2 separate regions of the Homo sapiens genome follow, and region 2 is linked to region 1. A link is a loop called in an ENCODE intact Hi-C map of the cell type or tissue named here. Cell type or tissue: PC-3. All regions are shown on one strand. Links, peaks and the distances in the headings refer to the core of each region. The heading gives the core; the rest is flanking DNA. Region 1 overlaps CTNNA3 (catenin alpha 3). Region 2 overlaps CTNNA3 (catenin alpha 3).

The links. Peaks named below come from ENCODE experiments on the same cell type or tissue, not always from the same donor. Only the 100,000 strongest peaks of a DNase experiment are listed, where the experiment ranks them.
Region 2: a loop joins it to region 1, with 5 times the contacts of the local background. A loop is called at or near these places in 2 of 110 quality-filtered maps.

What each region holds. Positions count from the first base shown.
Region 1 is chr10:67,302,563-67,310,908 of GRCh38, reverse strand. All of the region lies in intron 5 of CTNNA3 (catenin alpha 3), which reads left to right. Among named protein-coding and RNA genes, the nearest start is that of MIR7151, 97 kb to the left of the region's middle. In PC-3, for the core only: CTCF peaks have their summits at 3,952 and 4,155 (motif pointing right); a DNase peak (open chromatin) is centred at 4,138; H3K27me3 peaks cover 2,638 bases.
Region 2 is chr10:67,488,266-67,496,576 of GRCh38, reverse strand. The region is part of intron 5 of CTNNA3 (catenin alpha 3); the gene reads left to right. Among named protein-coding and RNA genes, the nearest start is that of MIR7151, 89 kb to the right of the region's middle. RefSeq lists an enhancer at 6,881-7,050. In PC-3, for the core only: no CTCF peak of the experiment used is centred there; a DNase peak (open chromatin) is centred at 4,116; H3K4me3 peaks cover 985 bases; H3K27ac peaks cover 1,144 bases.

The sequences.
Region 1 (8,346 bases), core at 79-8,078:
TAAAGTGGTTGATATGTTTTGGCTATGTCCCCTGTGTCCCCACACAAGTCTCATCTTGAATTATAGTTTCCATAATCCCCATGTGTGGTGGGAGGGACCCGGTGGGAGGTATTGAATCATGGGGGCAGTTACCCTCATGCTGTTCTTGTGCCAGTCCGTGACTTCTTACAAGATTGATGGTTTTATAAGGGGCTTTTCCCCTGCTTTGCTTTCACTTCTCTCTCCTGTCACCATGTGAAGAAGGATGTGTTTGCTTTGCCTTCTGCCATGATTGTAAGTTTCCTGAGGCCTTCCCAGCCATGTGAAACTGTGAGTCAATTTAATTTCTTTCCTTTATAAATTGCCCAGTCTCAGGTATGTCCTTATAGCAGCATGAGAACGGACTAATATGGTAATATTAAAACTTTAAAAATTGTGAGCACATTTGGGGAATGAATGAGTCTGTGTTGATTTTTTCCTCTTACAAATTTAATATCTCAGAAAACTTTGCTTTTAAAAAGAAGTTTTTTTGTGTGTGTGTGTGAAGGACATCACAGCTGGTTTTAGTGCTGTTTACTTTCCTTGTTTTATTTATGGAAGTAGGAGGGAATTACTTAGGGGTAGTAATTTAAGGCTATTTCAGTTGGCATTTAATTGGGTTTAGATGTCGGAAGATGCATACAGCTAGATACTTAAATAGAGGGTTTACAGTGGTAAAATAGACTAGGAGAACAATCTTATGAACTTTGCAATATGCTTTCCTACTTAAATATCTTCCAAGGTGTGAGCCTTTAAGCTTTGCCTTCCCTTATCTCCACCTACTTATTTAACCCTTCTATCACTCTGAACTGTGCAAGAAATAACATTCTTGGTTATTTATTTATTCTGAGTAACGTATAGCTTTATTCTGCCTAAGACACTTCACGTAAGTTCCTCTGGAGCTTGTTTGGGTAAATAGAAACATCTATTTAGTTGCTCCTTTAATATCTACTTTTGGTGGCAATTTTTTTTAAAGGAAGGATACATTTGCAGGCTAACAGTTCTTGGTACAGAACAATGTTGCACTGACATTTTCAGAATACTCTCAGGAGTATAATTCTGCTCCTTTTGGCCGGCAATGGTATGATTAATAAGGGTAGAATTTCATTTTTTTGTTCTATTTGGGATTTCTGAAATAGCCTTGGATTAATTTAGAACTACTTATTATAATTGTGGTATATTGATCAATAGTAAGTTGACCCTGTTTGCTGCTGTTTTCATCACAGTTCCTGTTCTGCAACAGATCAGTCAAAACAACATAATAACGACTTCTTTCTGACTGTATTTCTGTGACCAGCTGCACACAAACACACATGTACACATCAACACACACACCTGTATACACACACTTATTCTTATTAGCTCCCTTCATTTCTCTCTTTGTGCCTCTTCTATTGTCTCCCAGGCTTCTCATCCATGTCCACATCATTTTTTCTCCTTAATTCTCTTTTATCTTACAATCATACTTCCACCTCCCATACCTTTTCCTACAGAGTGAAATGTAGGAAAGGTTTATGAAGCTCTTTAGACTTGCCACAAACATCAGCCAGGAGATGCTGCTGTAAGATGACATAGTATTTCACTTGATGATGGTGAGTGAGTAGTATAATTTTTTTACTTGGTAAATTTATGTAAGCAAGCACTCAAGAAAAAGTTTGTGCATATTTTTTTCAAACTGAGTCACAATAAAGGAAGTGAGAGATTTTGTGGCTCTTGTGACAGCCACAAAAAAATAGAGTGCATTAATCATGTTGCATAAAAAGACAATAAGAAGCAAAGGTTGAAATGTTAAACTTTTTGAGATGAGTCATAATTGTAATGGTGCTATTTATCTTCAAAGTTTTTCACAAAATGAAGTAACATCCTCTCAGCAGTCACAATTATATGAGCACCTTTCAAAGATGTTGGAATTAAGGTTAAGAGGTTAAAAAGTCACTTCAGACCAAGAGTAGAAGTAAACTTTTTGAGAATTAAAATTCACTAATAGGAAAAAAAAAGTTTTGAAGTAGGAATTTGTACCTCTGATTCTGGTTTTGCCTTTGCCTCTAAATAGCTGTGTCATTTTTGACAGGTCTCTCAGTTCCTAGTGACTTACTTCCTGGCTCCCAATGTCCTTAACTTTCAAATGAGGGATTGATTAACTGGGTCTCTAAGTGAACTTTAGTACTTAAATAGTTTGATTGAATCCTAGAATTCTTTCTTTCCTTTGAATATTATGCTCAGTCCTCTTAAATGGAATGTTTAATTAATGAAGTCTTTCCATACTCATTATGCATATACCACTTAACATTTAGGCTAGAAAAAAAATGTCTCAAAGATGTATGTATTAGTCTATTTTCATACTGCTATGAAGAAATGCCCAAGATGGGGTAATTTATAAAGAAAGAGAGATTTAATGGACTCACAGTTCCACATGGCTGGGGAAGTCTTACAATCATGGCAGAAGGTGAAGGAGGAGCAAAGTCATGTCTTACATGGTGGCAGGCAAGAGAGCATGTGCAGGGAAACTGCCCTTTATGAAACTATCAGATCTCATTAGACTTATTCACTATCACAAGAACAGCAAGGAAAAAACTCACTCCCATGATTCAATTACTTCCCCCCCGGGTCCCTCCGATGACACATGGGTATTATGGGAGCTACAACTCGAGATTTGGGTGGGGACACAGCTAAGCCATATCAATGTAATTCTGTAATTTAGTCTCTTGAATGTTGAAAGGATGATCCAGTAAGTATGTAGGCCAAAAGAGGGGAAGGAATGATAATTAAATGCTATAATGTGCTAGTTTGGCAATTTCCTGTCATGGAGAACATGAATGATTGGAGTTTTATGAGAACACATGTAGGGTAGAGTAGCAGAATCCCACAGGACCTTCTGAGAATGGGGACCAGATAATGTTATTCCTCTTAGTGGTAGTTTCATGGATCTTGACTCTAGCACTCTACCATTAATAAGACTCTTTCTTTTTGTGTGTTAATTCCTAATTCCACTGGTTAATTTCATCCATATTTTTCCTTTATAGGTCCCGAGTGATGAAATCTGATTTACCTAGCCACTTACCACTTCCACCCATTGTACAGAATTTAATGTACACGAGAATTAATGTACTGGTCACCTAATGGCCACTTTGAGATGCTTGGAGCACAGTCTGAGGTTTGGGGGTATAGGTTGTACACTCAGTCTTAGAAAGAGGTGATAGGCAAAGCAGGACTCAATATCTGATACTGACATATCTAGAATACTGAAATTAACCACTGTAGCTTTTCAAGGATAGTCTTCAAATAAGCATGATGTTTTCCTTCATGAAATTAGACTAGACAAGCACTGAATGGGTCTCTGATACTAGTGCTGTGGTTTATATGAATGGGATATTTAGTTGCTGAGGTAAAAACAACCAACCAACCAAACAAACAAACAAACAAACAATTAATCAGTAGCATGTTGTATAGAAGGCAGAGATTCAGGACTGCAAAGGCTTTTCATGCCATCTGTTGGAACTCAGTATATGACGATATGCTATGACTTTTAATCAATTAGCATTACTGCCCGTATAATTTGATCAGTTATTAGATACTGCTTTCTGCTAGTTGACAAGTTGATTTCCTTTACTTTTCTATAAGACACTGAAGAGAGAACCGAAAATGTAGCAATAGAATCCATTTGCATTTTTTTGCATTTATTAATTATTTAATCAACATAATAAAAGATATTTTTTTCCATACTTTCCTGATGAGGAAAATGAAGTCCAAAAATACTAAGCAACTTGTTAACAGCCATGTGTCTGTTAAAGCATAATGCCAGAGTTTGAATTCAGGTAGATTGTTTCCAGAACCTGCAGTCACCCACAATGCATAACTTTCCCTTCTTGATTTTTACATTTTTTTGTATCTTCCTTCCTTTTTATCTCCTGCTCTGAGTCTTTGATAGGTTTTCTCTGTGTGCAAAATGTTTACTTTCACTTCCCATGAACACTTACATTAAAGTGGAAATAGTGTTTCCTCTGGAATACTCTTCCCAGGAAAGCCAGATATGTGAAGGGTTTTACCTTGGATGGATGGGATCTAGAAGTCAGGTAAAATCCTTAATCCTTGTATTTTTTTTTAAAAAAATCCACCAGCAGAGGGCTCTAGAGAGGCTCAGAGCCAAAGCTATCAAGAAAATGGTCCAATGCAGTGTGATGATCTGGGGTTGTGGGAGACTGATGGAGAAGAAATTCTGAGGAGCTATTAGCTGGTAAAATATCATCAGCACACGCATGCTGATTTTTCCTCTTTTTCCGGCCACTCATTGCCATTTTTGAAACTTCCTCTGTAAAACTTCTTTCCAACTCTTGTTCCTGAGGTTTATGGTCCTGGTTTTATTAATTAAGGTTCCTGGATGTCATCTTTAGCTACATGTTACCATTTAAGGATGTCAGGCAGTGTGTACCTGAGAGTTTTCTTTGATTAATAAAGAGCTCTTCTTCAATCACCTATCTTGCAACTTGCATAACTTTATTGGAATATTGTTCATGCTTTTGGGAGTTTATTCCAACATATTATTTAAAAGACATTTTGTGTCAGTAGTGTCTCTTACTCAATATACCCCAATGTCTGGTATAAGAAGAATACAATCCTATTTTTCCCAAACTTTATCTTTTATTAGCTCGTTCTGATGAAGGTTCCAGTTCCTCCCATCTAAAAAAATTAAAAGGCCACCACTTTCCCTGGGCTCTATAATTTTTTTTTTGCTATCAGTTCTTTCTATCCCTGACTGTTAAGCTTTTTTAAAAGAGAAATTTGCACCTGCTTTATCTGTTTCTTCACCTCCTATTTTCTCCTCACTTTGCTTATTTGACTTCTAGTTCCACCCCACTTCTGAAACTCCTCTGGCAAATTTCACTGACTTCCTACTTGTCAAGCACACTGATTCTTTTTCAGACCTCATTTACTCAACCTATACCATAGACCAATATCTCCTCAAACGCTTGTTTTGGGTGTGAAATGCCATAATAGTTTTTCTTGTGTTTTCTGATCATTCTGTTTTGGTCACCTTTGCTTATTTTTCTTTCTGAGCTCAGTCCTGTATTAGCATCCACTGATATCTCTTCTAGCTACTCAACCAGATAGTCACCAGGTCCTATTGAGTCTGCTTCCCTAATCTCTCAAATGAAGCTACTTCCCTCCACTTTCACATCTACCACTCTAGTGCAGGTTCATCCTTTTTTCTTTTTTTAACTGTAATGGTATCCTAACTTATCTCCCCACTTCTAGTCTTGCCCCTCCAATCTAGCTTTATTTATTTATTTATTTTTTTACAATTCACATTGTGACCTTTTAAAAAGGAAAATATTACTCTTCAACTCCCTGATTTAAAATTCTTCCATGATTCTCTATAGATTTTAGCATAGTTAGCATAGGGTACAAGACCCTTCTTTATTTCTCCCCTACATACCTATCTAGACTTTTCCTCTTCACTTTTCACTTTTTACTTTAATACCTCCCATTGTCTCTCTCTCTTTTTTTTTTTTTTAATTTTTTTTTTTTATTATACTCTAAGTTTTAGGGTACATGTGCACATTGCGCAGGTTAGTTACATATGTATACATGTGCCATGCTGGTGCGCTGCACCCACTAACGTGGAGTCTCGCTCTGTCACCCAGGCTGGAGTGCAGTGGCGCGATCTCGGCTCACTGCAAGCTCCACCTCCCGGGTTCACACCATTCTCCTGCCTCAGCCTCCCACGTAGCTGGGACTACGGGCGCCCCCCACCACTCCCTGCTAATTTTTTGTATTTTTAGTAGAGACGGGGTTTCACTGTGTTAGCAAGGATGGTCTTGATCTCCTGACTTCGTGATCCGCCCACCTCGGCCTCCCAAAGTGCTGGGATTACAGGCATGAGCCACCGCACCCAGCCTAATACCTCACATTTTCTAATGCCTTTATACCTTTTTATATATAGCTTCTTCTTTGTACCTCCTCCTCTTCCCTTATCCTCACTCCTTCTGCTTGACTTACTATACTCTTTAGGTCATAGTTCTGGGATGTCTCCTCCAGAAAGCCTTTCTCTGATCACAGAGTCTAGAGTACATAACCTGCTTTGTACCTTGATGAAATACTAATAACTATAACTACCTGCTTATTTTTTGTTTCCCTTTGAAGGCAGAGGACAATTTTCCTTTTTCCTTTGAGTCAATAGCAACTAGCATAACGTCAGACACGTAGCAGATACCAAGTAATGATTGGGTGAGATTGGTTAGCTGATCCTTCCAACACCTCAAAAGATACACCTTTTATTTTATTTAGTAGAAAAAAAACCAAAAATAGTTGTAAATAGATTTCTTTCATTTCAGAGAAAGCCAAGAGGTAAATTTGCAGGACACATTTGAGGGACACATTCATAATAATCAGATAATATTTATTTCAGTCTTACTTTTATTTTCTAACAAAGCTCAGTTTAAAACAAGTTTCTGCTGACTGTCCAGAATCCTTTCTAATTCAAGTTATCAGTGTCGTGAAAGATGAAACATTGATGAGAATGTGTGTGGTAAAGCAGTCTATAATTATAAACAAGGCTTCTTATTCTTGTGTATGTACTTGTCCTATATAGTGAAGTGCCTATGGAGAGATGGGTTTGACAAGGATGGCTGAGACTTCACATTCAGACAAATTCTGAATAGATGGATACAAGCATTGTATAATAGAAATAGATGGAGATAGGGGCACGGTGAAGTGGTGCTGTCTAAAAGTCAATAATGGGGATGCAGACCCTTAATTTTGCCCAACTCCACATTATATATGTTTACATCTCAAGCATCAAGGCAATGCGAATGTTAAAGTGTAGTATAGAACTAAGAACAAGGAGGAGGCTAGAGCAGTTTGTCTAGCTGAAAGCAAGAGTAAGCCCAAAACGGTACATAGGATTAAATGCAAATAAAGAAATATAGCTTATAAAAGAGAAAGGAATTAAGTAAGTCAGTAGGTTGTAGCTTGTGGGTGAATGGAGCTTAGATTATGGCATTCAGAAGAGGGAAGGGTTCTGATATGAACAGAAATCCTAGGAGAATTCAGTGACAGGTTAGATCCTCACTTAGCAGATGCGGCATGGAAACAAGGAGAGACTTAAATATCTAAATAGGGGAAAGGAGGTGATTATAAAATGAATAATAGTAACAATCCCTGACATTTCTTTAATATCTACAATATACTGTATTATAGGGAACAAGAAAAGGGGTTGGTCACTAACCATAAAAGAACTTTCTTATTGGAATCTAGTTATTAGCTTAAATAGTAAATGACCATTCCTGAGAAACCATTCTTGCCATGGAAATTGCAAAATATTTTAAATTTCTAGCTTCCTTAAATACATGTTTTGGAGTTTTATCAAAACTTGGGTGTGTTAACAAAAGCAAATTAGGCCTGCATGCCGGATCTCCTCTATTTGTTCCTTCAGATACATCTTTCTTCTTCAGCCTGGAAGGCTGTAATGTACAAAATTATCTGGTTCCCTCGCCTTCTAGATTCTGGTTGAATTTGGCCACTTGGGAGTCCAGGTTGACAACTGGAAGAAGGGAGAAAATGAGACTTTGTTATTTATTATATTATCCCCTTGTTATTGGGTTTCCTAGGGTAGCCTGGGTCTCTTGACCAAAGGTCACTGATTCTCTCAAGGTGGTTGTCTCTATGGCTTTCTCTGGTTTCAAATACGGATCTGTTCTCTTGTCTCTTTGGACCTAGGATTGGTAACAGCTTCACAGCTATTAGCACTTGGTTACTGCATTATACCTTATGTCAGTGGTTCTCAAACATTGGTGCACATTAGAATCACCTGGATGAGTTTATTACAATACAGATGGTTAGGCCTCACTCCCAGGATTTCTAATTTAATAGGTCTCGGGTGAGGTCCAAAATTTGCATTTCTGACAGGTTCCCAGGTGATGTTGGTGCTGCTGGTTCAGAGACCACATTTAAAGAGCCTATGTTTTCCTTGTCCCTTGCCTATAGCTTTATTAAATTGTCCTTTTATTCAATCCTTTTTCAATTATTCTAATTTGGTTATACCATCTGTTTAATGCTGGCACCCTGCCTAGTACTCTTTCCCACTTTACCAAAAATGTTCCTAGTCAACAGAACCAAAAATGAAATTCCGGAATTAGTTTTGTCATGTATTCAAAGTGTACAGCGGAAGAAAATGGGACATGGGCAGTTTATGGCAGGAGGTGGCATAATTACTCAGATTATCACTGGTGGTAACATGGGGATGAAGTGTACATGGAAGATAGATTATTGGAGGTCAAGTGGCTGTGGTTCTTAATTGTATGTCAGTGATAACTTATTTACCATTTTATT
Region 2 (8,311 bases), core at 312-8,311, 190 kb before region 1:
CTTTAAAACTGGGTTGTACAAGAGGTTCTCTTGGGCCAGTGCTGGAGTAGACAACAGAGGGGTGAGAACCTCCTGTTGAAAAGGAAGAAAAATTATCATGCAACAATTTGGAAGGTTTGGATTTTTTTTAAAAAGGCAAGTGCATTAAAAAATAATGAGATAGTGTAGTAAATTATGAAAGGCTGGGAACGTGGCTTCAGTAAAGGCAGAAAGTCCTTTATTATTATTTTTAAACCTATCTTTCTCCTAACCGTAAACATAAGCCATATATTCATGAATACAACCCCCACCAGTGTGTGAGGCCAGTCTATTAAAAATAAAAAGGCACATAGGAGTCTGTCACACCGCAAGATGAAAGCTGTGTTCTTTATGCATGGATATCATTTTGTTTTAGAAGGGTTGTAAAAAATAATACAATTATAAAGAAAGTCAATTTATGGAAAGAAGGTAGACTCTTCCCGCATTATGTAAATACTTTCTACTAGGGTGCTCGATATAAGAAATATACTACACAGCATTTCACTTTCACAGAAAATATGTGATGATTATTCACATAATAACAGGAACTTTTAGAGCATGTGAATATTCATTTATGAATTATTGACAGAGAGGTTGGAATGTTAGGAGATAGTGCCTACTGGACATTATTTAGTAATACAGATTTTCCATCTCTGAAGCTGTGGAAGTGCCTACTATACAGGTTAGGTCTTTGATTTACTTAATTCTTACAATAATCATATAATGGGAATATTATTTTCCCCTTATAATTCCCATATAATGGGAATATCAATTTTCTCCCCTATTGGGCCACTCACACAGGATGTAAGTTTCAAATCAGGCCTAAGTAATAAAAAATGGCAAATTCTTGATATTTTGGAATGAGAGACAATAGGCATAACCAAGTTGTTATACTGCCTCTTCCATGTCACCTCTTCTGTGCCTCCTGAGCAAATACCCTCCAACTTGGGGAGAAGAGGAGAGTTGGATAGGAATAGAATAAACTTAGACATGGTTTGTTTTTGTGCTGGTCTACCACTACTGTCTGCCACTACCCGCCCATTCCTCCAGGGTAGGAGACATGATAGAATTTACTGCAATGAAATTTGGGAGATCTGAGATGGCCAGTGAATCTCAGGCCCTGTATGGACCTATGACTCTAAAAAATGCTTCTAGGAGTCTTAGGGAAACGGAGAGAATGTTTCTGCCATGTTGTAACCTTGGAGTCTTTTTAGTTCTGGGATAGTGTGTAGGGGCATCAGAAATTTTGTCTTAGGTCCAGAGTGTGGGTAGAAGTCAGTGGAGAGAGGGTGTCAGGGAGCTTGATCACATGGAGGAGAGCAGGGGAAGCAGGCCTCAGTCAGGAAACATTGTAATTTTGGAAGTATACAGAGGTTTAGATGGCGGTGTGTGTGGGTACAGCACTTTATCATGTACTTTGACTTTTGTATTCCACTTCTGCCATAGCCAGGTGGGAGACAAGCTGTTGCTTTGGTTAGGGTTGCCAGATAAAATAATACAGAATGCCCAGTTAAATTTGAATTTCATATCAATGATGAATAATTTTCTAGTAGAATTATGTCTCAAATATTGCATGGGGCACACTTATGCTAATAAAAATATTTATTCTTTTTGAAAGTGAAATTTAACTGGGAATGTTTTATTTGCTAAATCTGGCAACACAACTCTTTGGTGCCCTGAGCCAGTGAAGGAATCAAACTATCCTGTGCTTTATCCATCTTTGAAGTTTGACAACAGGTGGGTGCCCCACAACAGGTGTTAATATTACATTTCATAGAAGAAGTAATTCTCAGTTCAAGAAGTAATTCTTAATTCTTGATGGGTTAGTCTGTCTTTCTGAGGCAGCCCAATTAGGCCAAATAGAATGGAAAATATTTAATCCCTAGAAAATTTCGAGAGGGTAACCTATTTAGTAGCTTGTTCTAGAACACACAAATAGTAAATGGCAGCATCAGGTTTTTGCAGGTCCAAATAGCCTCCACAATACACATTCAAAATTTAAAAAGCTCCTCAGGAACATATTTATTGTGTAAAGAAAGGTGCTCTTAAAAACTGACTGGTAGGTAGCTGCTGCTATTTTCTATAATGTACTCTTGTGTTATGGTCAGGCCTACAAAAGAAACCTTACAAGTCTTTCCCAGGAAACATCCTTTTGAAATTAATTGAATTATTTTAAAGAAATAATGAGATATTACTTCTTTTTAACTTGGCATTTTATTCAAAGGATGTTTCTGAAATTAAACCAGTGGGAGTTTAACCAAAATAGTACAGTGACACAATGATGCCATTTAGAAGAATGTTGTGCTGAGTTAAATAGCTCTAATTATCAGCAACTTTCAAATTATAAAGCAATTAAAAAAACCCTCAGTTTTCTTCTTCAGTGGAATCCATAGTGATTGTATGAAGCATTTCATCTGGTTTGGATAGCTGGGTTTCAGCATCTATTTTGAGATCCCAGAGTCACAAAAAGTATGCTATCCTTAAACTTAGTTTTCTCTTGTGCCCAGAATAATCCTGTATTCTGAATCCCATTTTCTTCTGTCCCCTGAGGACCTTCCTTTATAGGAAGTTGTATTTTGCCTTTACTGTCAACTTTTCATTTTTTTCTACTCATTTTTCCTTTTCAGCATATTAACCTGTTAAAGTTTGATCCAAACGACATGACGATGCTGGCAACAACAGCAGCAGCAATGGTAACCTTCTTTCAAAGCAATACCCCATCCAGCGACAGTCCTGTCTTTCTTCTTTTCCTCATGCTAAGTTTCTGAAAGATTTTAGGTGCGCTGACCTGCTTACTAACTACATCCATTTTTGGACAGAAGCGAGGGAGTCGAATGTTTCCTGGAGCTAGTTTTGTTAACTGGTGTTCTATTTCCATTAAGTATCAGATGCCACAAAAATTCCAGTTAATCATGAAAATAATTAAAAAGAAATGTTAATATATACCTTAAAAAATACATGTTAAGCATATAAAATCAAACTTTTTTTTTTTTTTTTGAGACAGAGTCTCGCTCTGTCACCCAGCCTGGAGTGCAGTGGTGCGATCTCTGCTCACTGCAAGCTCCGCCTCCCGGGTTCACGCCATTCCCCTGCCTCAGCCTCCCGAGTAGCTGGGACTACAGGTGCGTGCCACCACGCCCAGCTAATTTTTTGTATTTTTTAGTAGAGACGGGGTTTCACCATGTTAGCCAGGATGGTCTCGATTCCCTGACCTCATGATCCACCCGCCTCGGCCTCCCAAGTGCTGGGATTACAGGGGTGAGCCGCCGTGTCCGGCCTAAAATCAAACTCTTAACATAAAAGCTATGCTGTACAAATATTCCTTTTGCGAGCTTTTTTTTTTTTTTCCCCCACGTTGAGCTAGGTGAAGCTTCTGAAACAGGAAATCAAAGAAATCTGGCCTGAAAGGCAACCCCCGCCTTTTAAAAAAACAAAACAAAACTACCTTTAAAAAGCACAGGCATTTTTATTGCTTCAAGGATCTTCAAAATGCAGCTAAAATTCAAGATTTAGGGCAATCTATTATTAACATTTTTGTTCATTCAATGAACATGAAATACTCCCAACAGTTTAAAATTGTTAATTGTAGAGGAGGGGAGGTTTCCATGGTCTTTTCTTTTTCTATGATTCCTTCCTCTCTTATTTCAATATGAGCCAGCTTATTTGCCTCCTTGTGACCAGCTCAACAGCCCTGCCAGCAGACTCAGTGAAGGCATGGTTTTATTAGCAGTTGTTGGGTGGATGTAAGTATCAGTATAGTTATTACTGTGGATGTTTTAATTATGTGCTTGCTAATCTGTCCTTAGTACTTGCTGTTCCCTCTTCGTGGAATGATTTTCCCCTAGAGCTCACAGGACAATTCCTTCTTATCATTCAGGGTTCAGCTTAAGTATCACTTCCTTACAGTGGATTTCTCTGATTAATCTAATGTAGACTTTCGCCTCTTCATAGCAGTTATCACTGTAGGAAATTATCTTGCACATTTGATCTTTAAGTTGTTTATTGCCTGGCTTCTCCATTGGGACATAAGCACATTGTCTCTCTTGATATTAAGTGGCACTCAATAAACACTTGTTGGAGAAATGAATGATATGAAAGGTTAAGTATACAAGTGAGTCAGAAGTCAAACATTTCTAAGGAGAGGTTTGTATATACTATTTTTTATTAACTTGACTTTTCACTTCTCAGTAATCTATTTCTGCCTTTCACTTGCACAAACACTGTTATTATGATCACTTATCCAACTGACATTTTTCAGACCTTTTAACTTCAACTGTTCTTTTTTCCTGTAAATCTTAATTTTCTTTTTTTTTCTCCCAATTTTTCTCCTACATGTCTGGACTCTTCCCAGTTCCTGTCAGAGTAAATGTTGATATTGCCCAGAACATAACTTGCTCTTCCTTTTCTCTCCTTCTCATTTTTCTTTCTTTCCCCTACACCCTCTGTATACTCTATAGAGTAAAATCATATACACCCACGGAGTCAATAACTGCCTTTAATCTAACAATTGGATGATTCCCATATCTTTATTTCTACCCCATATATTTCTCTTCAATTCAAGATTTTATCCAGTTACTTAATGAGGTGTTCAAGCTCAAGATGTCCAAAATTTAAACGTATTATATATCATATATTGTAAATACATTTTTATATACATTTAATATATTATCTTTTCTTTCCTCCATTCCTATACTTTTTTTCCACTTATATTCCTTGTTGGTGAATGCCTGCTAACTGGTTATCTTGCATTCAAATTCACCCCTTTCTAATTCAGCCTAAATATTATTACTGGAAGGATTATTTTAAAATGAAAATCTGAACATATCCTCAAGTAAAAATCCTTCAATGGTTCTGGTTCTCTGTTGCCTTTAGAATGAAATCTAAATTGTATAAAGCAACTGTGACCCTTTATTTTCCCAGAGCTTTGTTTTCAGCCATATCAGAGTATTTTCCGTTCTTTGAATACATCACATTTCTTCTGACTTCATGCCTTTGCATATACTGTTACAGCTGCATGATTATTTTCCTCCTGGAATTTTCTGATCTGGCTCTTACTTGTACTTCAGTTGCATATGTGATGGCTCCTAATTTGGAGGTAGATACTACTTTATGGTGTTTCGAAAGGATTTCCTGTATACTTTTATCCCATCACTTGTCATACTGTATGTGTTTCTCCTTCTACTGTAATAAGCTCCTTGAAGTCATAGAGAATGTTTCCTCTCTATTCCCCAACAACTAGGACAGTGCCAGGGACAAAGTTGATTTTTAATGTTTTAATAAATGGTTGCCAAATGAACTATGGTTGCACAGTTTTGTGTATATCTATATTCTTATTTCTATCTATATCTGTCTGTAATTTTGGTGAAAGTCTTCATAATCTTTTGAGGCTGTTTGATTCACTTTGGGATATTATGCTACTATTTTATTTTGATTCACTATTGGTTTTTTTGAGGGGATATTTTCAACTGAGTTTTTAAAATTTTTATTTCTGTTTTCCTGTCATATTAGTTTTTTTTTCTTTTTAGAATACTTGTAGGTTGCTTAAGCCTCAGCAATTCTGTGATGGTTTGGGATGGTTTACAAGATCCCTGGTTAGAACTCTTCTGTTAAGGTTGTAAAAGATAGTTTATTTCCTCAGTAGCTTTCTTCAATTAAGAAAAATTCTTTTGTCTTACTGGATTCTGATTTTCCCTTTCTTATTTCTTCTTATGTTCACTGTGTAGTTTCCAGAGTGCTTCTCCATTCCTTTGTTACCCTTCTCTCTCCCAAGGCCTTTCTAAGACCACCTCTTAGAGCCCCACATACTCATTCCTCCTTCTAGTAGGCTCTGATCTACCAGGACTCTTTTTCCATTATTTTTGCAATGAGAGTAGAATTTCTCTTTATAGCTGTGATTTTAGATCAATTTTAAATTTCATTGCTAGGTTCTCTCTTCTGTTTTCAGTATGGTTCTCCCCCATCTCCCACCATCCCTCCACTCTGGCCCCATCTTGCCCTTGTTCCCCAGGTAGGCTTGCACCAGAAGGGTGAGAAATTCCATGCTAAGAGTTGGTGTTAATTTTTTATTCACGTGTAATTTGAAATCTAGGTTGTTCTCTCTTTTCTAGTTATGCTGACAGCATAGGTTTTCTGTAGTTTTATTTATTTTTTATTTTTATTTTTGGAGTATGTGCTGGGAGATTCAGACTTAAGCAGCTGCCATCACCTTGGCTATCCAGAATTCGATCATAAATGTTTAAAGGGATTGAAAAACAATGTTTTCACTTATCTCTTGGTAAAATAATTTATTTTCTTTCTTTGAAACAAATAACTTGAGATGTTTCCCAAAATTGTTGTGACATTTCTGTTTGGCTACATAAATTGTCTACAGCATCAATTTAAGAAACAAAGTGCTTAACATTAAGAGAAATAGAAGATGAGATTTCGCATCAGTTTCACTCTTGGATGAATTCAGATTAGAACATGGGCAATGGAAAGCAAATTAGGGCCTTCAAAATTTATGACCAGTGGGAAAATACATGAGAATAAAATTACATTAAGATTGGTGCTTTGTGTTAAAGATACCTGTGATGAGTTTTCTTTTCAAGAGGAATGAAATGACCTAGATACAAAAAGACAAATATTACATGATCTCACTTAAATGTGGAACCCAAAGCAACTTTATCTAGTTACTTAATGGGCTTTTCAAGCTCAACATGTCCAAAATTTAAATGAATGAATGAATATATGTATATACACACACCTAATGTGTGTATATATATATATATATAAAATCATGTATTATAAATATACTTAAGTATATATAAATTTAATATATTTTTATTTCCTCATTTTCTCCATTTCTACCCTTTCTTTCCACTCTATTTCCTGCCTCAGTGAATGCCTGCTAATTGGTTTTGTTGCATTCAGTCCTAGGAGCAATAGTGAGAGCTAAGCAGTTTTAAAACAATTTGGCACTTCATTTCCATGATATTGATTTTTTTCCAGATACTTATCTAAGCCCCTGAGAAGGTGGGCCAAGGTGCTTTTCTTGGTCTCTTTCCACGCTTAAATGTTTGGTTACTGTCAAAAGAGCAAAGAGCACCTGCTTCTAGTGAATACATGCTCAAATGAAAAATGACAAGTTGCAACTTAGGTTGAGAAGTAATGATTCATTTTTCTCAACCAAAAAGACTAATTTGTTTTTGTGGGTGGTGGTGCAGAGGTGGCTTGGGTGAGGAATGGGGGAAATTACTTACTTTTAACCAGCACTTGGCATTATGAAATGCATTTCCGATAATTAAATGAAAACACATTTCATTTTGAATTGAGTTTAAATAATTTACTACTGCAAGTGAAATTTAAATCTTAGGTACATAAAGAAAAGACTCCCAGGGAAATCTGTAAAAGATACATTAACAGGGATATAGAAATAATTGTTCTATAAAAAGGAATTTAGTTTGGTTTTTTACCTATGTGATACTAGCTGTACTGATACATGTTAGGGAAAAATAATCAAGTACTATAAAAAAATCAGCTGATCCATCTGGGCGTGGTGGCTCATGCCTATAATCCCAGTACTTTGGGAGGCTGAGGCTGGCGAATCACCTGAGCTCAGGAGTTCGAGACCAGCCTGGGCAACATGGCGAAACCACATCTCTACTAAAAATACAAGAATTAGCCAGATGCGATGACCAGCCTGGGTAACATGGCAAAACCCTGTCTCTACTAAAAATACAAAAATTAGCTGGACACGGTGGCATGCGCCTGTAGTCCCAGCTACTCAGGAGGCTGAGACAGGAGAATTGCTTGAGCCTGGGAGCCGGAGGTTGCAGTGAGCTGAGATCGTGCCATTGCACTCCAGCCTAGGTGACAGAAGGGACTTTGTCTCAAAAAAAAAAAAAAAAGAGGCCGGGCACTTTGGCTCACACCTGTAATCCCTGCACTTTGGGAGGCCGAGGTGGGTGGATTACCTGAGGTCAGGAGTTTGAGAACAGCCTGGCCAACATGATGAAACCCCATCTCTACTAAAAATACAAAAAATTAGCTGAGCTTGGTGGCATGTGCCTGTAATTCCAGCTACTCAGGGGGCTGAGGCAGGAAAATCACTTGAACCTGGGAGGCCGAGGTTGCAGTGAGCCAAGATTGCGCCACTACACTCCAGCCTGGGCAACAAGAGCAAAACTCCGTCTCAAAAAGAAGAAAGAAATCAGCTGATGCAAGGGATCTCTGACCCATAGAGTCTTGCCCATTTCATACTTGTCTTTCTGGTTCTTGGAGAGCCATTTATTTCCTTTCAATGTCTTCATTTCTT